Linked DNA regions of Homo sapiens: region 1 is linked to region 2. Evidence: chromatin loops called from intact Hi-C (ENCODE). Cell type or tissue: ascending aorta. All regions are shown on one strand. Links, peaks and the distances in the headings refer to the core of each region. The heading gives the core; the rest is flanking DNA. Region 1 holds the start of LOC124903662 (a long non-coding RNA gene). Region 2 holds the start of TRL-TAG3-1 (tRNA-Leu (anticodon TAG) 3-1).

Region 1 (15,290 bases), core at 3,818-11,817, 690 kb before region 2:
TACTGAGGATTCCATCTACTTCCACCTTACTGTAACTTTTCAAATACTTTTCCCACTGAACTAAATCCCCCCCATAAACATGCAACACTTTCTAATGTATTCCATTGAAAAATACAAAAACATATAAAAAGGAAAAACTCCATCAATCCCACATGTCCCTCCATCAAACAATCTGCCTTTACTTGCTGCAGCCAAACTAAAGTTGTCTAGATTCCCCTCTCCCATTTCTTCACTTCTTCTAGCTCCTTAACACACACTGGTCCAATTTCTGCCCCATCACTCTTGGCAAAATCCATTATGACCTCCAGGCTGCTAAATCCAAGATACAGTTCAGGCCTCAATCTGCTCATCCTTTCAGCAGCTTTCACAGGGCTTCTGAGTAGGGTTGAGCAGTTTTGCCCTGCACACAGGTGCCCTGCAGAGGAATGAGGTGGGCTGAATGAAACTCCTTTTTTAAAAATTCTTGGCTGGCATAGTGGCTCACGCCTGTAATCCCAGCACTTTGGGAGGCTGAGGTGGACGGATCACTTGAGGTCAGGAGTTCAAGGTCAGCCTGGCCAATATGGCAAAACCCCATCTGTTAAAAATACAAAAATTAGCTGGCCGTGGTGGCGGGCACCTGTAATCCCAGCTACTCGGGAGGCTGAGGCAGGAGAATCACTTGAACCCAGGAGGCAGAGGTTTCAGTGAGCCGAGACTGCCCCACTGCACTCCAGCCTGGGCAACAAGAGAGAAACTCCATCTCAAAAAAAAAAATTGTTTATGCCAACTAATTGTACACCTAAATGCACCAAGTTCCTGACTTTCTCCTTGCATTTATTTGTTTATTTATTTATTTATTTATTTATTAGGTCTCACTCTATGTTGCCCACGTTGTAGTGCAGTGTGTGATTACAGCTCACTGCAGCCTTGAACTCCTGGGCTCAAGAGATTCCTCTGGTCTTAGCCTCCCCAGTAGCTAGAACTACAGGTATGGAGTGGCTCTCTGCCTTTATTTCTAACCCAAGCTACCTTACAACCTTAAAAAGAGACGCTGCTTCGCCGGGCACAGTGGCTCTCACCTGTAATCCCAGCACTTTGGGAGGCCGAGGCGGGCGGATCACGAGGTCAGGAGATCGAGACCATCCTGGCTAACACGGTGAAACCCTATCTCTACTAAAAATACAAAAAATTAGCCAGGCGTGGTGGCGGGCACCTGCAATCCCAGCTACTCGGGAGGCTGAGGCAGGAGAATGGCGTGAACCCAGGAGGTGGAGCTGGCAGTGAGCCGAGATTGCACCACTGCACTCTAGCCTGGGCGACAGAGTGACACTCCATCCTAAAAAAAAAAAAAAAAATTTATTATATACATACACACACACACACACACACACATACACACACACACACACACACATCTCCCCAGAAGCATCAATATTTACTGAATTAGAGTATTTCATTACCTGTTATAAAAAACAAACAAAAAAACCTTCCATTATACTAATTTATAAAGGAATCAAAACAAAATGGGTTGGCGGGTCCAGGCACGGTGTCTCACTTCTGTAATCCCAGCACTTTGAGAAGCCAAGGTGGGAACTCGAGGTCAGGAGTTCGAGACCAGCCTGGCCAACATGGCGAAACCCTGTCTCTAATACAAAAATTAGACGGGCCTGGTGACATGCGCCTGTAGTCCCAGCTACTCGGGAGGCAGAGGCACATGAATCACTTGAACCCAGGAGGTGGAGGTTGTACTGAGCCAAGATTGTGCCACTGCACTCCACCCTGGGAGACAGAGTGAAACTATGTCTTTAAAAAAAAAGGCGGGGTGCAGTGGCACACACCTGTAATCCCAGCACTTTGGGAGGCCGAGGCAGGTGGATCACCTGAGGTCAGGAGTTCACGACCAGCCTAACATGGTGAAACCCCATCTCTACTAAATATAAAAAAATTAGCCGGGTGTGGTGGCACATGCCTGTAATCTGATCTACTTGGGAGGCTGAGACAGGAAAACAGCTTGTACCTGGGAGGCGGAGGATGCAGTGAGCCGAGATTGCACCATTGCGCTCCAGCCTGGACAACAAGAGCAAAACTCTGTCTCAAAAAAAAAAAAAAAAAAAAAAAAAAAAAAAAAGTTGGGGTGAGGGGAAGGTTCAACTTAAAGATACAATTACTAAGTGTTTCATAAGGAATGACTTATTTCATAATGGAGTAGGAGTTTGACACCAGCATGGGCAACATGGGGAGGCCCCATCTCTACAAAAAAGTAAAAATAAAAAATTAGCGTGCCAAGCATGGTGGGTCACACCTGTAATCCTGGCACTTTGGGAGGCCAAGGAGGAAGGATCACTTGAGCCTAGGTATTCAAGACCAGCCCAGGCAGCATGGCAAAACCCCGTCTCTACAGAAAACAAAAAAAAAATAAAGTAGCTGGGGGTGGTAACATGCACCTGTGGTCCCAGCTATTGGGAGGGTGAGGTAGGAGGACTTATTGAGCCTGGGAGGTGGAGGCTGCAGTGAGCTGAGATGGTTCCACTGCACTCCAACCTGGGCAATGGAGCGAGACTCTGTTTCAGAAAAAGAGAGAGGAAGCCAGGCGTGGTGGCTCACGCCTGTAATCCCAGCACTTTGGGAGGCCGAAGCGGGTGGATCACCTGAGGTCAGCAGTTCAAGACCAGCCTGGCCAACATGGTGAAATCCCATCTCCACTAAAAACACAAAAATTAGCCGGGCATAGTGGCATGCACCTGTATTCCCAGCTACTTGGGAGGCTGAGACAGGAGAATCACTTGAACCAGGAGGCGGAGGTTGCAAGTGAGCTGAGATTGTGCCACTATACTCCAGCCTGGGCGACAAAGTAAAGCTCTGTCTCAAAAAAAAAAGAGAGAGAGAGAGGAAAAATAAATTAGCCAGGTGTGGTGGTATGCACCTGTGGTCCCAGCTACTCAGGAGGCTAAGGCGGGAGGATTCCCAGAGCCCAGGAAGTCAAGGCTGCAGTGAGCAGTGATTGCACCACTGCACTCCAGCCTGGGCAACAGAGCAAGAGCATATCTCAAAAAAGAGGAAAGAAAAGAAAAGAAAAACATAAAAACAAATGTTCCTTTAGTTTTAATTTTTATTTTTTAGTTTATTATGGCTGTTTTACTCTCCCCCAAGTAAAACAGCCATACACAATTTGCTGAAATTTTCCTTAGTGTACTTTGAAATCTGTGGAACAGAACTGGCAATCGCTAAATTCTATTTGACTCTAGTTCCATTTAATATTAGACTGGTGTGGAAGTAACTGCGGTTTTTGCCAAAACCGCAATTACTTTTGCACCTACCTAATAGGTATAAAATATGTAACTTCACTTAATTTTATCCTTTATGTATCTCCCTATATTATGTACCTATGGACATCAAACTTAGTACAGACTGATAAAAGGCTGAATAGACAACTCTGGTTTCAAAAATCCAGCTTCTCACAACATCAGACATACTAGTATACAGCTTTTCTAATTTCACAACACATTTCCATTTTTTGGTCTTTCACAATAGAGAAGATGTGTGTACTTTTGAATACTCTGATCTGTCTACAATCTACCAAAATTGGAAGGTGTTTTTATTATACAGTTTCATCCTTTTAGAAATATAGAAAGATCCTAAGTTTGGGCACAGTAAGACACTCAATATAGATCTACTACTAAACAAGTAAGACCAATTACACAATTAATGTCCTAATACCCCGAGTGGAGAAGTAAAATCTACTTGTTTTCTGTTGACTTGAATGCCTTCTCTTCTTTGTTGAATTAATCAATCTATTTGACTCCAATGTCAAATTAATCAATGTCACTTTAGAATATTAAAATGTACAATTATGAATTACACATTTAATTTTAAAACACATCATTCTGATCTCTGTCTTGATTGATACTAGAAGATTATCTTCCAAACTAAGGTGGAAAAAATGACAGACTTTAGCTATTGGCAATGATAGGTCATTTTTTTAGGGAAGAGGAGTAAAGAGGGCCACCTCCATAGGTCAGATATCCCTTTGTTCTAAGAAGCCACCACCCCTGTTTCTTCATATGAAAAAAACCAGAGGCATCCAGTGGTTCCCAAAACCTTCTCAACTTTACGCTTGAGGAACCCACAGATTTCAAATAATACAACTGACCTAAAACACTCATTTGTTTAACCATTCTTTTTTTAACTTTTTATTTTTTTTGAGAAGGAGTCTTGCTCTGCTGCCCAGGCTGGAGTGCAGTGGTGTGATGTCGCTCACTACAACCTCTGCCTCTCAGGTTCAAGTGATTCTCCTGCCTCAGCCTCCCGAGTAACTGGGATTACAGGCATGCACCACCACATCCCGCTAATTTATTTATTTATTTTTTTTTAGTAGAGACGGGGGTTTCACCATGTCGGTTGGCCAGGCTGGTCTCGAACTCCTGACCTCAGGTGATCCACCCACCTCAGCCTCCCAAAGTGCTGGGATTACAGGCGTGAGCCACTGCCCCCGGCCTGCTTAACCATTCTTAAATGTCGGGTGCAGTGGCTCACACCTGTAATCTCAACACTTTGGGAGGCTGAAGGTGGGCAGATTGCTTGCGTTCAGGGGTTCAAGACCAGCCTGGGCAACGTGGTGAAAACCCCATCTCTACAAAAAATACAAAAATGAGCCGGGCTGTTGGCAAGCGCCTGTAGCCCCAGCTACTTGTGGATGCTGAGGCAGGAGGCTTGAGCCTGGGAGGTCGAGACTGCAGTAAGCCAAGTATCTGTGCCGCTGCACTCCAGCCTGGGTGACACAGCAAGACCGTCTCAAAAAAATTGACAGAAGAGTTGACTGAGAGCACAGTGAATGAAAAGGAAGACTATAAGCCAGTGCCATATAAATGCTTACTGTTGGAGGTATGCTTCTATGGAACACGGGTTTGCTCTCTTGCCATATGACATTCACATATTCAGCCACCTGGAACACTTCCTGTCAGTATGTGTGAAGTATCATGTGTGGTCAAAATTGTCTCAACAGTCATTTTCCACACCAACTGGCAAACTAACACTAAAAGAAATCAACAAGTATTGCTTTTTCAAAAGCCTAAATCGGCTGAGTGCGATGACTTACACCTGTAATCCCAGCACTTTGGGAGGCCAAAGCAGGCGGATCACCTGAGTCAGGAGTCCGAGAACAGGCCGGCCAACATGGTGGAATCTCGTCTCTACTAAAAATACAAAAATTAGCTGGACGCCTGTAATCCCAGCTACTCAGGAGGCTGAGGCAGGAGAATTTTTCCCTGTAACCGGGAGGCAGGGGCTGCAGTGAGTCGAGATTACACCACTGCACTCCAGCCTGGGAGACAGAGCAAGACTCCATCTCAGGAAGACAAAAAAAAAAAAAAAAAAAAAGCCTACATCAAGGAAAACAGAACCAAAACACCAGGGACAAAATGGTACATAAGAGGCAAAAAAATTTTCACCAAAATTATTCAGATGAACAATAATAAATGTGCCTGCATCTGAAGATGTTCTAAACCTTCATTTAAGCAAGAAGCAAGATCAAGATCTGTTCCGTCAGTTACCTGGAGTCTGTCATCTTTCTGAATAGGGGACAGAATCACCTCAAATTTAACTAATAAAAATTTATGACTTGGCAAACACCCCAGGTATTTTTATTGACTAACAAATCAGCTATGACAATCTTAGCAACAAATCAAGTTATGCTATGGGGTATGTCCACACTTCCCTGTTCCCTCTACAACAGGAGAAAATCAAATTTTTCCAACATCCTAACAAACTGTTATTGCCTGTAACCAAATGTATCACAGTATCGTCTACCAAGGCGTTACATCCTGAAACTTTCCTACAAAAAGCACAGCTTCAAAGAAACCTTGCAAGCTTTCTTGTAAGCTCCTCCCTTCCCCCATCGCCCCTCCCCAGAGCCAAGAAATAAAGCACTTGAAAGAAACAACATGGATAATATTTATTAATAGCTCATGTACATATTCCATAACTACATAAGCCATTTGGCTTCATACCTGTCAGCAATGAAGTCAGCTGGCCCTAGCACGTGGCTGCGACTCTTCTCTATTTATTTAGAACTACAAACTACAATTTACACTTTTCCAAAAGCTGTAGGACTATTTGGGAAGGGCACTTTATTCTTCTAAAAGGTTACTAAATTCTCTTATATACTTATACTGATCACAATACTGAAAAATAATAGAAAATCCATTGTCATTCATTTACCACCTAATTTGTTAGATGCCAGAAAATCAAATTTCACACATTTCAATAAAAAGGCAAAACTAAGCATGTCAATCATAGGAAAAAAAATACTTAATCAACTAATTTTATTTAAAGCACTCACAAACTCTTAAGTGGTACAAGACAAGTCAACGCTGTTTATCGAACAATATTTTTTTTTACGACTAAACATCTCAATTCTAGACTCAGGCACTAATTATTAAAGTCATCTAGTTATATACACCAATTCTCAACAGACACAGTTTTTTTTGGAAAGGCATATTAAACAGACTAAGATGTGTACTACCCATTAGCCAAAGATAATTTTATTGATTTTTCTAACGAGTCTTCAAATGTTACATTCTAACATCTTAGCAAATTATTTCCAAATACTGCTGGAATTACATGTAACTATCAGGAAACAAAAGGGCTTCTCAACAACTTGTGCGTTCTACATTATCTGGCCAGTTTCCGGACAATTATAATACAATTGTGCTCCAAAGTAGGAGAGTTCCATGAATCAATTACCCCTAAAATATATTTCTGTATATTTAAGGAGTTCTAAGCATTGGGTTAAATTCCAAACAGACTCTGAATACAAGCATTTATTTAGTAAGAGAGGTTAGAATAAATCAATCCTAAATTAGGCACAGCTGCCCTCCCCCCATTGATCAAAAAGACAGGAAATTACATTTATTTAAAAAGTTAATGTTCCTAATATATTCAAATCTAACTAAGCCCCAAAACGGTCTGACATCAAATCCTCCATAAAAGAGGAAATTCTCTAGACTTCTAAGTGGGTGCCCAGAGTTCACTCAAGTGTCCAGGTATGAATTACGATTCACCAGAGTAACCGGCCTTGCACTTAGGGAAAACTTCCATCGCCCAAGACCAGAGTAGGTCGATCCCATCAACAGTCACACAATCTCATCTCACGCTCCACTAATGAATGTTCTGCCTAAAGTCAGAGCAATGCCTTAGCTGGAGTTTTGTTTTGGTTTTTTCAATATTACCACGTGGGGGTCACAGAAAGGAACAGAGGTTAGAAGAGCTCTCACGTGGCGGCTGAAAGACTGGGGAACCGAGAAAGTGAATGAGTAACAGGGAGGGTCCTGTACTCTCAGAATCTCCCAACTCGGGGTCAGGGGGAAGCGGTAAGTGGAATGCCCCCCGCCCCCCCACCCCCGCCTCTTTCTCACCTCCTGGTCCCGACCCTAGGCCAGTGCCACCGCCGGGAGCCCCGGGTCTCGGCTTCAGCCCCGGGCTGAACAAGCAGGGAGGGGAGAGGCACTTAGGCCTCGCCTCCCCGCGGCCTTCCTCCCCCAGCCGGGGCGGAGGAGACCCAGGAAGCCGCGCCCGGCTCCCGGGGGTGGAGGGCCTAGGCCGCGCCTCCCAGCCCCGCGGCCCTAGGCCTCCGCCCGCCCGAGGCGGAGCCCGGGAGGTCGGGGCGGGGTCCCGGGCCGGTCACCCACCTGGGTTGCCAGTCATTCCAGCTCCGCGAATAGTTGGTGCCGTTGGTGCCGCCGCCGCCGCCGCCGCCGCCGCCGCCGCTCAGCCGAGACCCCGGGGCTCTGCGGCTCATTACCTTCCCCGACACGATATGGCCAAGCGCCGCCGCCCAGAGAAGCGCGAGTCGCCACCCGAACCGGCCGCCGCCAACACCCCGCTCCGGCCCGGGGCTGAGAAGGAAGCCGAGAAGGAGGAGGAGGAGGAGGCGGCGGCGGGCGGGGGAAGAGGACGACCGTTTCGGGTTCCGCCTGAGCCCGCAGCACAGGACGAGGAGGCGGGAGCGGCGCGGTGAGAGAGAGGCGGATGAAGGGGAGGCGACGTCTCTTCCAGGGCCCTGCGCGGCCCACGTCGCCGGGGCCCCCGAGGAGGAGGACGACGAGGAACAGGCGGTGGCGGCAGCTCCTCACGCTCACACGGCCACTGCTTCCCCGCCTCCCGGCTCCGCTCGCCGCGCCGCCGCTGTCGCACGGCATGCTGGGAGCGAGAGGCGGGGTCGGCCCCGCCGTGCCTGCGGAGAGAGGCGGGTCCTGTCGGCGGGGCGGGGCCGATAGCAGGCCGCCCCGCCCCCCACGGCCCCAGGCTCTTGGACGGCGAAGAGGTCTGGGCGTAGCGGTGACGAATCCTAAGACGGGATCTCCACTACTGCGGCCACACACTTTTCTCCCAAATGCTTCCCGGAAAGCACCGGAGGGCCAGGCAGTCAGGTGTAAACAGGCGTCCAATCAAGGACCTGCGGTGGGGGGGGGGGGGGGGGGCGGGCTGTTGCCCTGGGGTGCGCGCGCACACAGGCGCGCCCTTGGATTCACGTGTGCCAGTTTTCCCACTTTCTACGGGGCGGGGTGGAAAGTGAAAATAGTCAGATCGACAGGTGGATATCCACCTTCCCAACCTCCACCTGAAATGTGCCCATCGAGTCCTAGCACCTTTTACCATTTCTTCCCAATGAAAAAAACTAAACGATGGAAGGGAAGGGAGTACCCACGACCACCAAACCCTGTCCTCTGCAATGTGAAATGTGCTTTGAAGTCCTCTCACCCTGAGGCTTGCCCGCCTTCTGCTGGTGAAAGAAGCTGGGGGCTAGGCGCGGTGGGTCACGCCTGTAATCCCAGCACTTTGGGAGGCCGAGGTGGGCGGATCATCTGAGGTGAGGAGTTCCAGACCAGCCTGGCCAACATGGAGAAACCCCGCCTCTACTAAAAATACAAAAATTAGCCGGGCATGGTGGAGGGCGCCTGTAATCCCAGCTACTTGGGAGGCTGAGGCAGGGGAATCGCTTGAACCCAATAGGCCGAGGTTGCAGTGAGCCAAGATCAGACCATTGCAGTCCAGCCTGGAGAACAAGAGTGAAACTCTGTCTCAAAAAAATATAAGAGAGAGAGAGAGAGAAAGCAGGGAGGGAAGAAAAAGGAAGGAAGGAAGGAAACGAGGGAGGGAGGGAAGGAGGGAGGGAGGAAGGAAGGAAAGGAGGGAGGAAAGGAAAGAAAAGGAGAAAAGAAAGAGAGAAGGCCGGGCGCGGTGGATCACACCTGTAATCCCAGCACTTTGGGAGGCCGAGGCGGGCAGATCTCGAGGTCAGGAGATCGAGACCATCCTGGCTAACACAGTGAAACCCCGTCTCTACTAAAAATACAAAAAATTAGCCGGGCGTGGTGGCGGGCGCCTGTAGTCCCAGCTACTCCGGAGGCTGAGGCAGGAGAATAGCGTAAACCCGGGAGGCGGAGCTCCCAGTGAGCAGAGATCGCTCCACTGCACTCCAGCCTGGGCGACAGAGCAAGACTCCATCTCCAAAAAAAAAGAGAATCAGCTGGGTAGAGGAGACGTACCTGACTGTCTACCCCATGACATGCCCCATGCCCCAGGGAAAAAAATTCCCTAAAGCATCTGATGCATAACGTGAATGCATACACATTTTTTAAAAGGTGGGCCAGGATGCTCCTTAAACAAGTGCCTAAACCTTATCTGCATAAGGAGTCTTAACCTATCATTTTATGTTGCAAAGAAAACGTCTTTATATATCGCTTGTGCAATTAAAAATTGTTACCAAAAGTACTTGAAGATTACGAGGAGTTGACACCTCCACACACATGCATATCCCCTCCACCTTGGGCTCCTTGCTTATGGCCACCAATCCCTCACTAAGGGAGGATCTTGCCAGTTCTAAATGATGGGGACTACAAAAATTACAAAAATTACCCGGCGTGGTAGCGCGTGCCTGTGGTCCCAGGAACTCAGGAGGGTGAGGCAGGAGGATGACTTGAGTCCAGCGGGTGGAGGCTGCAGTGACCTATGATCCTGCCACTGCACTCCAGGCTGGGCTGCGGAGGGTAGGGAGGGAGGGAGAAGAAGAAAGAGAAAACGCGGGGCACCATGGATGGCTGACTCCTGTAATCCCAGCACTTTGGGAGGCCGAGGTGGGTGGATCACTTGAGGTCAAGAGACCAGCCTGACAAATATGGTGAAACCCCGTCTCTACAAAAAAATACAAAAATTAACCAGGCATGGTGGCGCACGCCTGTAGTCCCAGCTATTTGGGGAAGCTGAGGCATGAGGATTGCTTGAACCCAGGAGCCAGAGGTTGTAGTGAGCCGAGATCGTGCCACTGAACTCCGGCCTGGGTGACAGAGCAAGACTGTCTCAAAAAAAAAAAAAAAAATCATTTAGATGAAGTGATTCATGCCTGTAATTCCAGTGATGGGAGGCTGAGACTGGAAGATCCTTGAGCCTGGGAGTTATAGGCCAGCCTGAGCAACATAGTGAGACCCCCATCTCTACAAAAAAAATATTAAATTTTTTTTTTCAGACGGAGTTTCACTCTTGTGGCCCAGGCTGGAGTGCAATGGTGTGATTTCAGCTCACTGCAACCTCTGCCTTCCAGGTTCAAGTGAGTCTCCTGCCTCAGCCTCCCAAGTAGCTAAGATTACAGACACATGCCACCATGCCCGGCTAATTTTGTATAAAAATTTAAAAATTTTTAAAATTAGACAAGTTAGAAATTGCTTGAGCAACTGGACACAATCTCTGGTACTACCTTTCTTTTTCTTTTTTATTTTTTTATTTTATTATTATTATTTTTTGAGAAGGAGTCTCGCTCTGTCGCCCAGGCTAGAGTGCAGTGGCGCAATCTCGGCTCACTGCAAGCTCTGCCTCCCGGGTTTAAGCCATTCTCCCGCCTCAGCCTCCCGAGTAGCTGGGATTACAGGCGCCCGCCACCAAGCCCGGCTAATTTTGTTTTTTTGTATTTTTAGTGGAGACGGGGTTTCACCGTGTTAGCCAGGATGGTCTCAATCTCCTGACCTCGTGATCCGCCCGCCTCGGCCTCCCAAAGTGATGGGATTACAGGCGTGAGCCACCGCGCCTGGCCCTCTTTTTCTTTATTGGTCAAAATATTATCCAACTAGGCATATGGATGTGGAGGCATGCCTGTGATCCCAATTACTTGGGAGGCTGAGGTGGGAGAATCGCTTGAGCCCACGAGTTTCAGGCTGTGGTGAGCCATAATGGTGCCTCTGCACTCCAGCCTGGGCAACAGGATGAGACCATTTCTTAAGGGGACGGAAAAAATCACTCTGGCTGTGGCAGATTTCCTTAGGATAGATTCCGAGAAGTGGAGTTATTGGGGAAAAGGCTGTTAATGATTTTAAGTCTTTGGATACAGACTGTTAAGTTGCTTTCCAGGAAGTTTCTGCCAATGATAGTGTGATACTTTCTGTGTCCTCACACCACCCTTTGTCAACACTGAGTGTTTTTGAGGGTTAATTATTTCTATGAGAGAAGTTAAAAAAAAAAAAGACAACAAAGAAATTGCTTCAGGTGGGGCATGGTGGCTCACGCCTGTAATCCCAGCACTTTGGGAGGCTGAGATGAGAGAATCACTTAAGCCTAGGAGGTGGAGGTTGCAGTGAGCCTAGATCGTGCCACTACACTCCAGCCTGGGCAACAGAGTGAGACTCCATTTCAATAAAATAAATCAAATGAATCAAACGTGAGCAACTCTCATAACTTCCAACATTTTTTTCTTCTTCCTGTTGGTGGTTCTGCCTCTCTGGCTCCATTAGGATTTCCCTACTCCATTTCAGTCATGGGAGCCGAGTTTCTGTTCCTGAAACACACCAGGCCTTTCTGGCCTCTGGATTTTTGTACTTGCTGTTCCCGCCATCTGGAATGCCTTCCCTGCATTTGTTCCCATCAGGGTTGGGACTAGCAAAGTGACAGGTGATGGAGTTGCTGAGGGTGCAAAATTTAAGGAGGCACCTACTCCCAGGGTCATGCAAAAGCCAACTTTGCATTTGCACAATCCTGTGAGTGAGTCCCTCCTTAAATTTGAGGCTGTACTGTAATCCCAGCTACTCAGGAAGCTGGGGCAGGAGAATTGCTTGAACCTGGGAGGCAGAGGTTGCAGTGGGCCGAGATCCTGCCATTGCACTCCAGCCTGGGCAACAGGGCGAGAATCCGTCTAAAAAAAAAAATGAGGCTCTAGGCACCACATTTGCCCTACTCTGGCCCCTGCCCTGATTTTCCTGGCCTGTCTCATCTCCAGACAGGTTTGCTTTGACCTCCCTGCCCATAAAAGCTGGCCAGTGCCCTTTCCAGGTACTCTGTCATATACCCTATTTCTTTCCTTGGTAGTACCCAGCACCATCTGCAAGTATTGGGTTTCTTTGCACATTTAGCATCTGTCCAACCCTTAGTATATCAGCTTTGCAAGAGCAAAGGTCACATCTATCTCAGCCTACCTCCTCCATACTCAGCACACAGCACAGCACCTGACCATAGGAAGCACTCAAGAAATGGGAGGAATGAAATGGAAATTATCTAAAATAAGGATCAAGATTGATACAGAAGTATTCATCTCAGTTTTACTTATTAATAGCAAAACAAAAACAAAACACCTGGAAACTATACTAATGCTCAACAATAGGAAACTGATTAGGATGCAGTACATTCAGAGCTGAAATTTTCTGCAGCCATTACAAATTATATTTGTGAAGATTTTTTTTTTTTTTTTTGAGATGGAGTTTTGCTCTTGTTGCCCAGGCTGGAGGGCAATGTCTCGATCTCGGCTCACTGCAACTTCCGCCTCCCGGGTTCAAGCGATTGGTCTGTCATTTTCAGACCCCACAGAAACACAGGTGCTCCTGCCAGGCCCCCGGGGACTGCCTCCAGGAGTCATTTGTAATGACAGGGTGCGTTCTGCGCACGGTTTCAGAGTCTGTCCAAAGGGCCAATGCTGGGGCTGGGGCAGAAACGGTCCAAGGCCTGTGAGCTGTGCAGCTTTATAGGCAAATGAAGATCGTTTACCCAGAATTGCCTGCTGGAGAGAGCATAGAGGAAGTGGCGGCAGCTTCACCAGTTCCAGGAAGCCCAGGCAGCCTGGTCCCCCAGGGTGCACCTGGCACAGCAGTTCGCACAGGGCCAGAGAGCGGCAGCTGACCGCTGCAACTACAGCTGGCCTGACACCGGGCACAGGTACCAGCCCAGCCCAGTCCCGCCCAGCGCAGCCTGCGGCCCCTAGCGGAGCCAGCACCTGGCAAACCTGACACCCAGCCTTGGAGCTTGGGCCCCCCTCTGCAGCTGGCTGGGGCTCCTGAGACAGCTTCTTTGTCGGAATCCACTCGGTACACACACGGTCCCTAACTTAGTGGCTGCCCAGTGAACATGGGGCTTAGTAGAACCAGTACCTTCCTCCCTGGCCCCTTCAAGTCTAAATATCCCCTGCTCTGAGTACAAGCTTCCACCTTCTCCACCGACAGACAGCCCCCACCATCTCCACCGACAGACAGCCCCCACCATCTCCACCGACAGACAGCCCCCACCATCTCCACCGACAGACAGCCCCCACCATCTCCACTGACAGATAGCCCCCACCATCTCCACTGACAGACAGCCCCCACCTTCTCCACTGATAGACAGCCCCCACCTTCTCCACTGATAGACAGCCCCCACCTTATCCACTGATAGACAGCCTCCACCATCTCCCGTGTCATCCCCTGGGGGGACTTGTAAAAGCAGTGGTGGGGGAGTGGGATGGAAACCCAGAGCTTCTGATCAGGCAGGTCGGGGGAGAGGGAGACAACACATCTGCACAGAACAAGGTCCCAGGGAGGCCGGCGCTGCTGGTCCAGGGAGCACCCCCCAGCACAGGCGCGTGCTTCCCTGATGGACACGTCACCGCCCTGGGCTCCAGAAAATGAATGTCTGACCCAGTGACCCCTGTCCTCACCCAAGGCCAACCTCACCCCAGAATGGGCTGGAATGCTGAGCCTGCCCATGCCGGCTCCAGATCCACCCGCCTCCCCACCATTGCTGGCCACAGAGAGAGGTCAAAATGGTCCGGAAACCCCAAGGAAAATGAAGCAGTTCCAGGGCAGGGAAGCAAAGGCAGTGTTTCCTTTTTTTTTTGAGACGAAGTCTCCCTCTTGTCGCCCAGGCTGGAGTGCAATGGTGCGATCTTGGCTCACTGCAACCTCCACCTCCTGAGTTCAAGCCATTCTCTCACCTCTACTTCCCGAGTAGCTGCAGCCTCTGCCTCCGGGGATCAAGTGATTCTCCTGCCTCCTGCCTCAGCCTCCTGCCTCAGTAGCTGGGATTACCGACACCTGCCACCACGCCCACCTAATTTTTGTATTTTTAGTTGAGACAAGGGTTCACCATGTTGGCCGGGCTGGTCTCGAACTCCTGACCTCAGGCGATCCACCAACCTTGGCCTCCCAAAGTGTTGGGATTACCGGAGTGAGCCACCGTGCCTGGCCAGGATGGTCTGCTTATAATGGCTCAATTTTGATGTCCAGTCTCTGCAGAGCACAAGGCCCCCGCTTTGGGCCAGACATACAGATGTCCCTGGGCAAGCACAGAGATGATCCCAAGGCCCTGGCCCCACCTGTCTGCTCAGTGTTGAATCAGGTTTCTGTGAAAACAAATTACTAACAGGCTGGTGTCACATTTTCAAATTCTGTCACCAGGCCTTGAACACATGTCTTTGTACTTTTTTCCATTTTTAACCGGGGCTGAGTTACGCCCAACCACACTGTCCTGGCTGGCACGGGGGAAGAGGTGTCAGCTGCTGTCCAGAATGGGGCTGACACATTCATTTTAAACAGGCCAGGAAGATGCAGATTTGGCAAGCTCTGAAATTTGCCGACACCCCAAGTCGAGGGTAAGCAGGAGAACCAGAAAAGGGCAGCTTCTCATGTGGTCAGGTTCTCCTGATGCAAGCGTCCTGGTGGATTTGGGTTTCCCAAGGGTCCTGACTCCAGGAGACCCCCAGGACCGACAGGAAGGGCCACCCCTCCCTCTGAAACTCTGAAGCCAGGCCACCCGGTGCTGAAATGCTGTGTGAACTCGGGAAAGTTCCTTCGCAGGGACTGAGCCTCCCTTTCCTGTCTCCAACAGACTGGAACACTGCCTCCCATTGTATGGGTGAAATACCTCGCGGACATGTCTTACGGCGCCCCATGAAAGCATCACCATTAATCTGACCAGTCACCGCAGCATTAGTATCTTCAGGGCACAGATGAAGCCGTGGGCACCAGTGATAAGGAGTTGCCACTGCTGGCTAAGTGCGGAGCCTCACACATCTGTGGCCCAGA
Region 2 (15,290 bases), core at 3,472-11,471:
CCATTAAGCATCCAAGACCACAGGTTTGACCCCAGGGGCTGTTTCAATGCCATGGGAGAATCCAGCAGCTGGTGGATTCTTCCCCAGGGTCCGGCTGAGGAAAAAGAGAGGAAGAAATGAGTCAGGTGGGAGAACATCTCCAGGTGCCAGCACAGCAGAGAAGAAATTAGGCTAGAACCTGGCTCCCCTGTGCGACCCCAGGCAAGTCACTCAACCTCTCTGACCTTTTTCCAAGTATGCACAGAACAGATAGTGCTAGTACCACCTGAGAGGATTAAATGAGGTAGGGCATAGAAAGGATTTAGTCCAGGCCAAATGCAGGGTGTGTGTTCCTTAACTGCTGATAGCTATCATTACTACCCTTCAAACCAGTGGGCCCCAAGCCATCTGGCAGCAGGGGAAACACAGCTTAGACCCTGGAGAGCAATCAGTTCTGCATAATCGAATTCCTCTCTTAGGGAAGCTTAGTTAATAAGCGAGGGCATGAAGGCTGCGACTGGGGCCCTCCTGGTCACAGTTGGTCTGGGGTTGGGGGCAGGAAGCCAAGGTCGTTTCCTGCAGATGTTTCTGGCAGGCGTTCACCTTCTCCTAGCGGATGCCTAAGAATGTATCAAGGGCCTCCTGAGTCCCAGCACCGTGCTAGGCCGGGAAGATGAGTGTAGGGGTGAGACCTTTGCTTCTTAGGGACCAAGGAGTTAAATAGGGTGCGAATTCAGCGGGGCTGGAGGGGGCGACGCAAAGGCGGCACCCTCCAATAAAAATGAACATGTAAGGAAGAAAGGAAGACCTCTCTAATGAGGGCATCGCAGGAGCAAGACGCTGCACTCGGGTCCTTTTAAATCACTATGTAATGGAGGGGAAATCCCTGCCCTCTCTTTTCCCTTTCCGTAAACAACGAAGTAGAGGATGTCCTCCTCCCACGAGGCCCGCCCTCGGATGCCCCGCCTGTCCCCGCAGGTGCGCAGCGTGGCCGTGACGCACACCTTCCAGATAGCCAAGGCCCGCGCCCAGCTCGGCTACGCGCCGGATAAGTTTAGGTTCGCCGACGCCGTGGAGCTATACGTGCAGTCCACGACCCGGCGGCCCCGCGGCTCCACGGCGCGGACCCTCCTGCGCCTGCTGCTCAGGCTGCTGCTGTTCCTCGGCTTGCTCGCCCTGGCCCTGCACTTCCTAGGCCTGCAGCCTCTGCACGCCGCCGTGGAGCGCCTGTGACCGTCCGCCGTCCGCCGCCCGCTAGGGTCGGCCCCGCTGCACCCTCGCCCACGCCCGGCTCCCTGGGCTTGTACCAGCCCCTGCCCCGCCTTCTGGGTTTGAGCGCGCCTCCGCTCCGCCCCTTGAATCCTGGTCACGCCCCCGAGCCGCTCTCCAGACCTAGCCCGGACCGCCGACTTCTGGCCACGCCCCTATCTACTCCCAGACCTTGCCTTGCGCCCTTCCTGTGTTTTGGCCCCGCCCCTGTCCTGTCCCGCCCCGCCCTCCGAAGTGGGCACGCTCCTGCTCCGCCCCCTGAATCCTGGCCACGTCCCTGGTCGGCCCAGACGCGTAGCCCCGAGTCTCTTTCCATGTTTTGACCACGCCCTTGACCCGCCCTTCAAATTGGGCACGCCTTCTTCCCCGCTCACTGATTTCCTGGCCTAGCCCCTGAGCAGACCTCCAGACCTAGCCCCGCCCCCGTTTTATAACCCCGCCCCTGCTTCACGGCTTGGGCACGCCTCTTCCCCGCCCCCTGACTTCAGAGCCTAGTCCTGAGCCGCTCTCCAGGCCTAACCCCGCCTTCATGTCATAGCCACGCCCCTTCCCGCCCTTCCATGTTTGGGCACGCCTTCTGAGTCCTGGTCACGCCTCTGTCCCGCCCCCTGAATCTTTCCTACGTCCATGACCCTCCCTCCAGGCCCTGGCCCTGCCCCTTTTTTCCTCCCTCCGGCCTGTCCGGTTTCTGATATGGGCCAAGGCTCACAGCTTCCTCCGCCTTCTGGACCTTCTCCTAGTCCCTGCCCAGTCCCGGCCCACCCCCAGATTCTCCCTCATTCTGGTTTCGCCCCCTTTCTGGTCCTCCCCGCGCGCTTGAGCCCACCCTTTGGCTTCTCCTTTTGGGTCTGTCCTTGCTCCTGCCTCTGGACCCGGTCCCGCCCTTCTCGCGTGTAATTGAGTCCTGGCCCCGCCCCCTCCCTCTCTGGCTTCACCCCTTTCCAGCTCCGCCTCCCGGGTAGGTTCTCCCCGGAACCAGGCTGCCGCGTCGCTATGGGCTAACGCAGGCTCGGGTGACGTTGGTATGAGTTTGCGCCGTCGGCTGCTGCTCTGTCTGGTAACATTGCATTCGATCCACCCCGACCCAATGTTCTGGGCTTCTCATTCACACAGATCTGTGTGTTGACAGCCAGGGTTTGGGGAAAAACCGAGACTCAAGCTTCTGCCGAGCCCGACTTGGCCTTTTTGGGTTCCTGTCTGAGGATGACAGCATAGTAAGCACAGGTTTTAGTACCAGAAAGAGCATGAAAAATTTAAAAAAAAAAACTCTTAAAATAATTGGATGTCTCGATGAAGTACCAATAAAGCTATAATGGGAAAAATAGAGTTTAGTTGGTTATATTTTATGATTTAGTACTGTTTCTATTTATTAATTAGAGGTAGTGGTAATCACCATAATCTTTAAAGTTTAAGGTCACGAAACTTCTTTATCTAGCCCTGCTCTCCACAGAAACTTCGCCTCCTATCATCTTGGTATCAGTTATCAGTTGTAAGTACCAAGACATCAGTGTGTAAATACAACCATGTATAGATCATAATATGCACACGTGGGACTGGCAGAGAAGAAAAGCACCACAAGCCTGAGGTGGATGGGATCGAAAGGGCTCATCAGAACCAACATGGCCACCGCAGTGTGTGTCCCACTCTGCTGAACAAGGTGAGCAGTTTGGGAAGGAGCTAAAAAAAAATGTATGCTCCTCTCTGCTAGGCTGAATTTTATGTGTGTATATAATTTTTGAAAGAATAATAATCCTATGTCTGTTTAATGCTTGACAGTGTAAAAGAGCTTTCATCTATGTGATCTTATTTAATTCTTACAGCTACTCTTAAATAGGGTTTATTACTCTCCTTTTATAGATGACGAAAACTGGGGCTTTGTCTCATTCCAAAGAGCAGAGGAGGGTGGGGGTTTCTGCTCTACAGCTGGGGGAATTTGGAGGAGCACCGCCTAAGCCGCCACTGGCCTAAACACAACACGTGGTAACTTCTACTCTTCTACACTCTGGCCATGCCAAGGCTTGCGGTTGAACTCTGGTCTCGTTCTCTCAGAGCCGCAAACCTCGGACCATTTGAAGCTGGCGGTCCTGGGGCTTCCTTTCCTCTCGATAACATGTTTACATCCAAACTCACTTCCTTCCTCTCTTTCTTCTCCCTGCTAATCCTGGGAAATCTGTTCTTCGAGCAGGAAAAACAATCTCACACTGCTCACGTTATTTTCTAGATCTTTTGACTAGTGCCAAACCTACTTTTGAAAATCCAAAAGCCAAGAATCAATTTATTTGTTTTCTGGATTTCTCCAACTCATCTATTTCCTAACACTCTGGAAGCAGAATGTGTAAACCCTGGGCATGGGGACAACATGGATCGCTATGTCAAAAAAGCTTTTTTCCTTTCAAGCATCTTTATCCAATGGAAAAGGAGGTGGCATCCCCACCCAACAGGAAAACTGAATCACTGTAAGAATTTTTGAGACTGCCCAGACCACTAGCCTCCATGAGGTTCTGAAAGGGCAAGTAGGAGGTTCTAGCTTACTTGGAGACGCTAAAGAGAAGCATCGCAAATGCAGAAAACAGAATTGTCACAGTGGGCAGCCCAAGGTGACATAGTCGATCTGAAGGGATTATCAAGACAAACTCATAGGCTTTCCATTATGGGTGCTGAAGCTATTCCCAGTTGTAAACCCAATGCCAGGCATCTAAAACATCCTCAAGTCTCTCTCATCTTGAAAATATCTTCCCAGCAGGGCACAGTGGCTCACACCTGTAATCCCAACATTTTGGGAGGCTAAGGCTGGAGGATTGCTTGAGGTCGGGAGTTCAAAACCACCCTGGGCGATTTGGTGAGAACCCTGCTTCTACATAAAAAAAAATTTTTTTTAATTAGCCAGGTGTGGTGGCACCCAGGAGGCTGAGGCAAGAGAATCACTTGAGTCCAGGAGTTTGAGTCTGCAGTAAGCTATGATTGCACCACTACACTCCAGCCTGGGCAACAGGGTGAGACCCCATCTTTAAAATTTAAAAAAATCCTCCTTTGATTCCCCCATTTTCCCTCCCACAACTGTTCCTTTTGCTCCTCCTTTTCAAAATCAAATTTTGTGATGAATTGACCATACTTATGTTTCCATTTCTTCTCCTCAACCCATTCCAAAATGGCTTTCAGATCATCAATGATCTTGTCCATAAATCTTAATAGATATTTTTCCGTCTTTATTTTGCCAATTATCTTAGCTGTGTTCAGCATAGTTGACTGCCCCCTCCTTCTTGATCCGCATTTCTTGGTCTCTATGAAACCACACCTGTTTTCCACGTATATTGCTGGCCAGTCCTTTCCCGTCTCTTTCGCATCTCTTTCACTGGCTTTTCTTCCACTGCCCTCCCTTTAAGATGATGTCTCTCGGGTCTCTGTCTTGGCCCCTCTTCTCCCTCTGTGGGATCTTTCTGGATGAGTTCATCCCTTCCCATGGCCTCAGTCTCTAATACCTCCCAAATCTGTATCATTTCCTTGGAGTGCTCTCTTGACCTCCAGAAATCTATGTCCAACCTCCTACTCAACCCCATATCCCACAAGAATCTCCAGCTCAATGAAAATCAAACTGAAGTCATCATCTCCCACAAACCTGCTTTCCATCTATCTTGTGTTCCCTCCCAGGAGAGGAGAGGCACCACCAGCCATCCAATGACCCAAGCCCAAATCCTGGGCGTCACTTTTGACGTGATCCTCTTCTTCTCGACATGCTCATCTGTGGATTCTGTCAAATCTATCTCTAAAATGTCTCCCTGACTCACTCCTTCTGTCCCGCACCCGGCCACTATTGTGGTACAAACCACTGTCCTTTCTCCTAGACAATTGCAATAGGCATTGAATGGGACCTCCTGTCCCTGCTGCCAGCGGGAACTTTCTTTTCTTTCTTTGTTTCTTTGTTTCTTTCTCTTTTTTTTGACACGGAGTTTCACTCAATCGCCCAGACTGGAGTGCAGTGGTGCGATCTCGGCTCACTGCAACCTCCGCCTCCCAGGTTCAAGCAATTCTCCTGTCTCAGCCTCCCAAATAGCTGGGATTACAGGTGCGTACCACCATGCCCAGCTAAATTTTGTATTTTTGGTAGAGACGGGGTTTCACCGTGTTGGCCAGGCTGGTCTCAAACTCCTAACCTCAGGTGACCCACCCGCCTCAGCCTCCCAAAGTGCTGGAATTACAGGTGTGAGCCACCGTGCCCAACCAGTGAACTTTCTAAATTCCAAATTGGAACATGCCACTCTCTAGCTCAAAAGCCTTCCATGGTTTCCCATTGCCCTTGGGAAGGGACCAAGTTCAAAGCCTTAACTCGGCATTCATGGCCCTCTTTGCCTGTCTCTTCGCCTCACCTATTGCCAATACTCCACCTCCACTCTCTGTGCAGCTGCCCTGAATTACCTTCACAGCGTCTCAGCCTTACCAGGCTCTTTAGGAGTTCCCTCTTGGAAATCCCCTCCCACGCCTTCACTTGGCTAATCTCAATTTCAGGCCCCAGCTAAATGTCACTTCCTTGCTTCTCAGGGGCCAGGTTAGCATGCTGTACTGCCTAACACTCCTCACAGGTGTAATTAATTAAAATGACAATGTCTGCAAAGTCGATGGGTTCAAAAACATGCCTGCCTTGTACACCACCACAGCCTCAGGACGAGCACGGTTTCTGGCACATAGTAGGCCCTTCATAAACAGCTCAACAACTGTTTATAAATGAAGGCCCCTAAATCAAGCCTGAAAACCAAGTAAGAGGTGAATCAATGAAGCAGAGACCTCAAGGTTGGCACCCCCACATAGGGCCAGACCCCTACTACTCCAGGGTCACCTGACAACAGAGGTTTATGGGGTCCCTGGAGCCCTCTAAAGTACACGGAGCAGGCCAGAAAGGGACCCCCGTCCCTAACTCAGGTCATGATTACAACCACCCCCAACTAACCCCAGGAAGACCCAGACAGGCTGTTGGGAACTTTTCAAGCTAGCTCAGATGCTTTCCCCTGGAAATGGGGAGATGTGTTTTGTTTTTTTGTTTTGTTTTGAGGGAGCTGGATGGGTAGGTGAAAGAGAGGTTTGTGTATTGGGCTAGACAGTGAAAGAGCCTGCACTGCAGTTTCTGCCTTTTCTCTTCCCTTCCCCCTTCCATTAAAAAAAATCCATTATAAGCAATCTAAAGCTTTAAAAAAGAAATACATCAGAAAGGAGAAAAAAGGAAGAGAAGTTGGCAAAGGACTACATAAAGAGATGGTTTATGGATAGAAAAGTGAGACCTTCTGAGGTGTGGCAGCGGTGGGATTCGAACCCACGCCATCGAAATGACTGGAGCCTAAATCCAGCGCCTTAGACCACTCGGCCACGCTACCTCCCGATCGTAGGGCTTCCTATGCCGGCATATTAGTGTGATGACGGAGGCGCCCCGCCCTCAAAGTTTGCGCATGCTCAATATAGAACCGCTGTCTCCTGCGTTGCTCACGGAGACTTGGAGTCACAGTGCTCTCGCGATCAGCAGCAGTAAACACACTAGGAACGCACTATTAAAATGAAGAGTGCCTACATATCAAAAATTAATATTTTTAATATTAAATCCTCACAAGTGTGTTTGGATTTGATTTTGAGTTTTCCTTGGGCGTGATCCTGCCTACAGCCACGTAGGGGCGCTCCCGTGCTGCCGCTTCCTCCCGGGTGGGCCGGGATCTTGCGTGGAGCCCCAGTTTGTATGTTGGGTCCCCAAGGTGCAGACGCTCTGTCCAGTTCAAGGCCCCTCTGTAGCCCTGAGTGGCCTCATGTCCTAGCCCTTGCCCTCGCGATGTAAGAATCAAGAGTTCAGGGAGGAAAACCATTGAACGTTGTTGCAGATTCTTTGCATGTGTGGGCTCCTAACATATCAAAAACTATTAAGCTTTCATAAGCTGTGCGACCCATTTTACAGAGGAGGAAAATAGAGATGCTAAGTAACTAGCCTCGGGTGCCCCAGCCAGCCGGCATTCCACAGCCTCCCAAGACGTTTGTTCGTACGTGCAGAGGATTTTAGTGCTTTTAGAAAAAAAAAAAAAAAGCAATAAATATAGAGTATAACCTAGCAAAATTCCATTTCCTATCATCTCGAATTATTACTAACATTTTGCATATTCGCTTCAATTTTTTTTTTTTTTTTTTTCCTGAGACTGAGTTTCGCTCCTGTTGCCCAGGCTGGAGTGCAATGGCGCGATCTCGGCTCACTGCAACCTCCATCTTCCAGGTTCAAGCGATTCTCCTGTCTCAGCCTCCCAAGTAGCTGGGATTACAGTCGCATGCCACCAACGCCCGGCTAATTTTTGCATTTTTAGTAGAGACGGGGTTTCATCATATTGGTCAGGCTGGTCTCGAACTCCTGACCTCAGGTGATCCGCCCGCCTCGGCCTCCCAAAGGGCTGGGATTACAGACGTGAGCCACCGCGCCTGGCCTGAAATTGTTTAAATTAAAATTAAAATTAACACTCTAGATAAAATTCAAGTCTCCTTTGATGTCCCCAAGTTCTATTCCCCCTTCCTTCTCTTTCAGGAGTTTCCCATCTTTTCAGTATGCATTTTCCTAATTTCACAATCACATAGGGTTGTCTATTTCCTTGCACGTTTAAGGAAAATGGCAAACAAAAATCCAAGGTTGTAGAGACAGTTGGGTAAGTGGGAGTGGCAGTCTGTATAATGACCCCTAAAGATGCCCACACTTGAACGTGTAAATATGTTACCTTCCGTGGCAAAAGGGACTTTTGCAGTTGTGATTAAATTAAGGATCTTCTGATGGGGAGAGGAGCCTGGATTATCCAGGTGGTCCCAATATAATCACAAAAGTCCTTATAAGAAAGAAACAGGTAGCCAGGCGCGATGGCTCATGCCTGTAATCCCAGCACTTTGGGAGGTTGAGGTGGGCAAATTGCTGGAGGTCAGGAGTTCGAGGCCAGCCTGGCCAACGTGGTGAAATGTCATCTCTACTAAAAATACAAAAAATTAGCCAGGCATGGTGGCATGTGCCTGTAATCCCAGCTATTCGGGAGGCTGAGGCAGGAGAAGCACCTGAACCCAGGAGGCGGAGGTTGCAGTGAGCTGAGATCGCGCAACCGCACTCCAGCCTGAGCGACAGAGCGAGATTCCATCTCAGAAAAGAAAAAGAAAGAGGCAGGAATTCAAGGAGGTATGAGGGTGAAAACAGAGGTCCCAGTGATGTAGCCACAAGCTACAGAATGTCGGCAGTCTCTAGAGGCTGGAAAAGGTAAGGAAATTGATTCACCCCTAGAGGCACCAAAAAGGGAACACAAGGTGTCTGACACCTTGATGTTAGCGTTTCCGACTTCCAGAACAGTACCACTATAAATCTGTGTTGCTTTAAGCCACTAAATTTGTGTTAATTTGTTACAGCAGCAATAAGAAACTAATCAAGTGGGTAAACCCATGGGCTTGGGAATGACACAGTCTAAACTCCCATGAGCTGTGTGATCTTGGAAAAGTCACTTCTCTCTGGGCCTCAGTTGCTCATCCCTGTAATGGAGTGATAATGATAGTATCTACCCCACAGGATTTGCTGTGAGGATTAAACTCATTCATTCTGCAAATGTTTCATGAGCACCTACAATGTGTCAGGCACTGCTCCGGTTATATCAGAGGATAAAGTCAATACAGATTAAATGTGGTAATTTGGCCAGGTATGGTGGCTCACGCCAGTAATCCCATCCCTTTGGGAGGTTGAGGTGGGAGGATTGCTTGAGGCCAGGAGTTTGAGGCTACAGTGAGCTATGATCATACCACTGCACTCTAGCCTGGGTGACAGAGAGAGATCTTGTGTCTAAACATGTGCCAAGCATTTAGATGAATCTCTGGCACATATGAGAAGGGTGACGGTGATGACTTTGTTCTCTCCTGGTATCTCAAGGGTTCCCACCACAAGGGTTCTTTTTGGTTTTTGTTTTCTTCTGTTTTGTTTTGTTTTGTTTTAAGACAGAGTTTCGTTCTTGTCGCCCAGGCTGGAGTGCAATGGCATGATCTTGGCTTACTGCAACCTCCGCCTCCCAGGTTCAAGCAATTCTCATGCCTCAGCCTCCCGAGTAGCTGGGATGACAGGCACCCGTCACCAAGCCCAGCTAATTGTTTTTGTTTTTTTGTATTTTCAGTAGAGACGGGGTTTTGCCATGTTGGCCAGGCTGGTCTCAAACTCCTTGACCTCAGGTGACCCACCGGCCTCAGCCTCCCAAAGTGCTGGGATTACAGGAGTGAGCCACCGTGGCCCAGCCACCACAAGGGTTCTTATACAGGCACTGGCCACTTGGTGGTATTCCACACACATCTCTCCAAACACCCTGTTTCAAGTAGGGGGTCTCTCCCAGGATGATACTGGGCCCTGCTAGGAGGTCAACTCCAGGAAGGCAGGTGATGGTGTCTTGTTCATCCACTGCTGTATCCTCAGGACCTAGAACACTGTTGGCAGCAGGAATATTCCTTGAAAAAAAATAGTTTTGCATTCTTGGTTAAGTCCACTCCATCTTGCCACATGAACTTAAGAGTCAGAGACAGATGCTTTCAGCTGGAGCTGCCCAATATAAGGGCTCAGAGAACTTTTGTCTGGACTTGAGTTTCAGCGAGGAACACCCATTACTTTTGCAAAAGTTATTTTGTGACTTGTGACTTGCCCTCTGTGGCCACAAGAAGGAAGCAGCGTCCTCTTTAGGTAAATTCCCCTACAATTGCTCAAAGCATCTTCTGGCAGTTAGTCCATCTGCCAACAGCATCATGTCCCCTAACTCTGTCTCTGATCATTTAATGCAAGTCAATACCTGTCCTGCACCTACTAGGCCTCATCAGGCAAAAAGCAGGCCTTGCGGGCTCGGGGAGGGGGATGAGAGCTGTTTCTGGAGTTGCTTAGAACCCTTGTGCTGGAGTTGCTTCTGTAACAGAATAAAAATCCAGTGGTGGAGCCAGACGCGGTGGCTCATGCCTGTGATCCCAGCACTTTGGGAGGCCGAGGCGGGCAGATCACCTGAGGTCAGGAGTTTGAGACCAGCCTGTCAACATGGTGAAACTCCGTCTCCACTAAAAATACAAAAATTAGCCGGGCGTGGTGGCACACTCCTGTAATCCCAGCTACTCAAGAGCCTGAGGCAGGAGAATCACTTGAACCCAGGAGGCGGAGGTTGCGGTGAGCAGAGATCGTGCCACTGCACTCCAGCCTGGGCACAAAGCAAGACTCCATTTAAAAAATAAAATAAAATCCAGTGTTGGACGCAAGGCCGCCAGTTCCTCTGCTCCACCCTGCATTTCTCCAGGCCCCGTCGCCCTGCTGGCCTCCCACAGTCCTGCTGACGAGGCGTCTCTGGTGATTCATGCCTTCAAGGGTGACGCTGCCAGGGCAGCTCATATGCAAAGCCCATGCAAAGCCCAGCCACAGCCAGGCAAGGGTGGGGAGGCCACAGGCGCCAGAGCAGCCGGGCTATGTTTGGTTTTTTATTTTTTATTTTTCTATGTGACATTTAAAAATAACTTTTGCAAAAGTAACCCATTTTCCTTGTTGAAACTCAAGCGAAGAAAGGAAAAGCACAAATAAAAAAATATCTTTTCATGTCTCCACCCAGTTAAACTCTGTCAATACTTTGGTAAGGGACCTGGGTTTTGTCTTTTTAAAATTTGTAATATAGGCCGGGCACGGTGGCTCACGCCTATAGTCCCAGCAATTTGGGAGGCCGAGGCTGGTGGATCACCTGAGGTCAGGAGTTCGAGACCAGGCTGACCAACAAGGTGAAACCCTGTCTCTACTAAAAATACAAAAATTAGCCAGGTATGGTGGCAGGCACCTGTAGCCCCAGCTACTCGGAAGGCTAAGGCAGGAGAATTGCTTGAGCCTGGGAGGCAGAGGTTGCAGCGAGCTGAGACTGCGCCACTGCACTCCAGCCTGGGCGACAGAGTGAGACTCTGTCTCAAAAAAAAAAGAAAAAAAATTGTAATGTAATGCATGCTCGTTGTACATTTTTTTTTAATGTCAAATCAAAAGAATAAGATAAAAAAAAGAAAAAAGTCAAATCACAGGCATCAAGTTAACAGGGAAATTCTCTCCCTCACCACAGCCCTCCTTCACAACCGAATCCCACAGCTCAGAAGTAACCATTATGAAGAGTACCAGTTTGGGCTGGGCACAGTGGCTCACGCCTGTGATCCCAGCACTTTGGGAAGCTGAGGCAGGCGGATCACCTGAGGTCACTGAGGTCAGGAGTTTGAGACCAGACTGGCCAACATGGCAAAACCCCATCTCTATTAAAAATACAAAAATTAGCTGGGCATGGTGGCGCCCTCCTGTAGTTCCAGCTTCTTGGGAGGCTGAGGCAGGAGAATCGCTTGAATCCAGGAGGCGGAGGTTACAGTGAGCCAAGATCATGCCACTGACCTCCAGCCTGGGTGACAGAGCCAGATTGTCTCAAAAAAAAAAAAAAAAAAGAAAAAGAAAAGAAAAAGAGAAAAAGCCGGGCATGGTGGCTCACACCTGTAATCCCAGCACTTTGGGAGGCTGAGGCAGGCAGATCACTTGAGGTCAGGAGTTTGAGACCAGCCTGACCAACATGGTGAAACCCCATCTCTACTACAATACAAAAATTAGCTGGGTGTAGTGGCGGACGCCTGTAATCTCAGATACTTGGGAGGTTGAGGCGGGAGAATTGCTTGAACCCTGGAGGCAGATGTTGCAGTAGGCTGAAACTGCGCCACTGCATTCCAGCCTGGGCAACAAGAGTGAAACTCCATCTTAAAGAAAAAAAAAGAAGAAAGAAAGTACTTTCCAGATCTTTTCCTGTGCAAATATATAGGTGAATGAAAACTCGAAGCCCTGATGTGTCCCACTCTCATCCTGGGGCTGGCTTTACACAGGGTAGGAGAGGAACATGCGATCTAAAAGAAGAGTGGGGGTCGAGTGTGGTGGCTCATGCCTATAATCCCCGGCACTTTGGGAGGCCAAGGCAGGTAGATCACCTGAAGCAGGAGTTCAAGACCAGCCTGGCCAACATGGTAAAACCCCGTCTATACTAAAAATACCAAAAATTAGCTGCGCTTGGTGGCAGGTGCCTGTAACCCAGCTACTTGGAAGGCTGAGGCAGGAGAATTGCTTGAACCTGAGAGGTGGAGGCTGCAGTGAACCAAGATTGTGCCACTGCACTCCAGCCTGGGTGACAGAGCAAGACTCTGTCTCAAAACAAATACACAAATAAATTAACTAAATTAAATAAATACAAGACGAGTGGTGTCTCATCACTTCCTTAAGTCTTTCAGTAGCTACAGGTGGGCCATCCAGATGGCTCTGTGTTGGGCATTTCTCATACCTAGTAGGCCCAGGACCTCTGAGCCAAAGAGGTGAAACACACAACCCAAGCCCACTGTGCACAGGGAATTTGGGCAGTTAACAGTTTGGAAACCAGACCCTTCCTGTGGTGCCTGCGGCCAGTGCAGCTCTTCAGCCCCACCCTGAGCAGATGGGAGGATTACACCTGTCTTGTTGCAGTTGGGAACAGCCACGTGACTGTGACTGTAAGACCTGGGGCTCTATCACCATGGTGAGATGGAAACACCATGAGTCTTTTTTGTTTTGTTTTGTGACAGCTTTATTGCTGTTATAATTGCTGATATAATTCACACACTTTTTTTTTTTTTTTTTTGAGACAGAGTCTTGCTCTGTCACCCAGGCTGGAGTGCAGTGGTATGATCTCAGCTCACTGCAACCTCCACCTCCCAAGTTCAAGCGAGTCTCTTGCCTCAGCCTCCCAAGTAGCTGGGACTACAGGCATCCACCACCACACCTGGCTAATTTTTGTATTTTTAGCAGAGACGGGGTTTTGCCATGTTGCCCAGACTAGTCTACAACTCCTGGGCTCAAGTGATCCACCTACCTCGGCGTCCCAAAGTGCTGGGATTACAGGTGTGAGCTACCGCGCCTGGCCCATACACCCATTAAAAAAGTATAATTCAGTGGTTTTTAGTGTATTCACAGAATTGTGCAACCATCAGCACAATCAATTTTAGGACATTTTCATCACCCCAAAGAAGAAACCCTACAACTATTAATAGTCACTCCCCCTCTCCCCAAGCTCCCTTCCCAGCCCCTGGCAACCACTAATCTACTTCTCTCTTTATGGATCGATTGTCCTATTCACTGATATAAATGAAATCACATAGTATGTTGTCTTTTGTGTCTGGCTCTTTTCACATAGCATATTTTTTAAGGTTCGTCCGTGTTGTAGCATGTATCAGCACTTCATTCCTTTTTGTTGCCAAATAGTATTTCATTGTATGAATCTACTGCCTTCTTTTCTTTTTTGAGATGGAGTCTCGCTCTGTCGCCCAGGCTGGAGTGCAGTGGTGTGACCTCGGCTCACTGCAACCTCTGCCTCCCAGGTTCAAGTGATTCTCCTGCCTCAGCCTCCCGAGTAGCTGGGATTTCAGGCACATGCCATCACACCTGGCTAATTTTTGTATTTTTAATAGAGACGGAGTTTCACCACGTTGTTGCCAGGAGTTCAAGACCAGCCTGGCCTCAAGTGATCCGCCCGCCTCGGCCTCTCAAAGTGCTGGGATTACAGGCATAAGCCACCGCCTGGCCTACTGCATTTTAATTATGCATTCATCAGTCATTTGGATTGTTTTCACCTTTTGCCTATTATGAATAATATTCCCATGAACATTTTGTATAAGTTTTTGTGTGGACATATGTTTTCATTTCTGCTAGGATTTGAATTGCTGGGTTATACGGTAACTTCATGTTTAATTTTTTTTAAGAATTGCCAAACTGCTTTCCATTCCTACCAGCAGTGTATGAGGGTTCTAGTTTCTCCACATCCTTGCCAACACTTGCTATTATCTGAGATTTTGATTATAGTCATGCTAGTGGGTAGTGGGTGTGTTTTGACTTGCTTTTTTTGGTCACCCACGCTGGAGTGCAGTGGTGCAATCATAGCTCACGGCAGCCTCCAACTCCTGGGCTCAAGCTATCCTCCCACCTCAGCCTGTCGAGTAGCTGGGACTACAGGCACACATCACCGAGCCTGGCTAATTTTTCTATTTTGTTTTTTTGTAGAGATGAGGGTCTTGTTATGTTGCCTTTGCTGATCTGGAGCTCTTGGGCTCACACCATCATCCCACCTTGGCCTCCCAAAGTGCTAGGATTACAGGCATGAGCCACCATGCCTGGCCTTGCATTTTCTTAGTGGCTAATGACGTTGAGCACCTTTTCATGTCCTTATTGGCCATTTGTATATCTTCTTTGGAGAAATGTCTATTCCAATCTTTGGCCCATGTTTAAATTGGAGTATTTATCTTTTATTATTGAGTTGTAACAATTCTTTATATATTCTAGCTGCAAATCCCTTATCAGATATGATTTGCAAATATTTTTTCCCCATTCTCTGATTGTCTTTTCACTTTCTTTTTTGTTTGTGGTTTGTTTTTGTTATTGTATTTTGAGAGAAGGTCTTACTCTGTCCCTCAGGCTAGAGTGTAGTGGCGGGATCTTGGCTCACTGCAAACTCTGCCTCCCAGGTCCAAGTGTTCTTCCCACCTCAGCCTCCTGAGTAGCTGGGACCATAGATGCAAGCCACCACATCTGGCTAATTTTTGTATTTTTTTATAAAGATGAGGTTTCGCTATGTTGCCCAGGCTGGTCTCAAATTCCTGAGCTCCAGCAATCTGCCTGCCTCCCAAAGTATTGTGATCACAGGCATGAGCCACTGAGCCTGGCCTTTTTCATTTATTTATTTAATTTTTACAGACAGGGTCTCACTCTGTTGCCCAGGCTGAAGTGCACTGCATGATCATAGCTCACTGCAGTTTCAAACTGCTGGGCCCAAGGGATCCTCCTGCCTCAGCCTCCTGAGTATCTGAGACTACAGGCACACACCACCATACCTGGGTTTTTTTTTTTTTTAATGTTTTATTTTAGAGACAGGGGTCTTGCTATGTTGCCCAGGATGGTTTTGAACTCCTGGCCCCATTGATCCTCCTGCCTTGGCCTCCCAAAGCTCTGACATTACATGTGTGAGCCA

Evidence for each region. Peaks named below come from ENCODE experiments on the same cell type or tissue, not always from the same donor. Only the 100,000 strongest peaks of a DNase experiment are listed, where the experiment ranks them.
Region 1: it touches region 2 in a loop (9-fold over the local background); 4 of 110 quality-filtered maps call a loop at or near these places.

Annotation. Positions count from the first base shown.
Region 1 is chr16:21,494,110-21,509,399 of GRCh38, forward strand. It overlaps LOC124903662 (a long non-coding RNA gene), which reads left to right and starts at 8,202. Exons shown (of 2, transcript XR_007065024.1): 1 at 8,202-8,408; 2 at 15,094-15,290. It overlaps MIR3680-1 (microRNA 3680-1), which reads right to left and starts at 12,026; the gene lies at 11,940-12,026. It also overlaps the pseudogene SMG1P3. RefSeq lists enhancers at 7,357-7,873, 7,874-8,389, 8,390-8,906, 15,025-15,194, 15,173-15,290 and silencers at 7,422-7,731, 7,822-7,871, 7,982-8,031, 8,052-8,401. In ascending aorta, for the core only: no CTCF peak of the experiment used is centred there; DNase peaks (open chromatin) are centred at 7,592, 8,232 and 10,032; H3K4me3 peaks cover 1,678 bases; H3K27ac peaks cover 2,199 bases.
Region 2 is chr16:22,189,182-22,204,471 of GRCh38, forward strand. It overlaps TRL-TAG3-1 (tRNA-Leu (anticodon TAG) 3-1), which reads right to left and starts at 6,611; the gene lies at 6,530-6,611. It overlaps SDR42E2 (short chain dehydrogenase/reductase family 42E, member 2), which reads left to right. Exons shown (of 13, transcript NM_001394319.2): 13 at 958-2,570. The coding sequence ends at 1,212. RefSeq lists silencers at 956-1,045, 1,136-1,185, 1,326-1,425, 6,997-7,076 and enhancers at 1,131-1,630, 1,886-1,965, 2,466-2,525, 6,117-6,246. In ascending aorta, for the core only: a CTCF peak has its summit at 6,867; DNase peaks (open chromatin) are centred at 3,680, 6,650, 10,199 and 10,620; H3K4me3 peaks cover 1,232 bases; H3K27ac peaks cover 7,295 bases.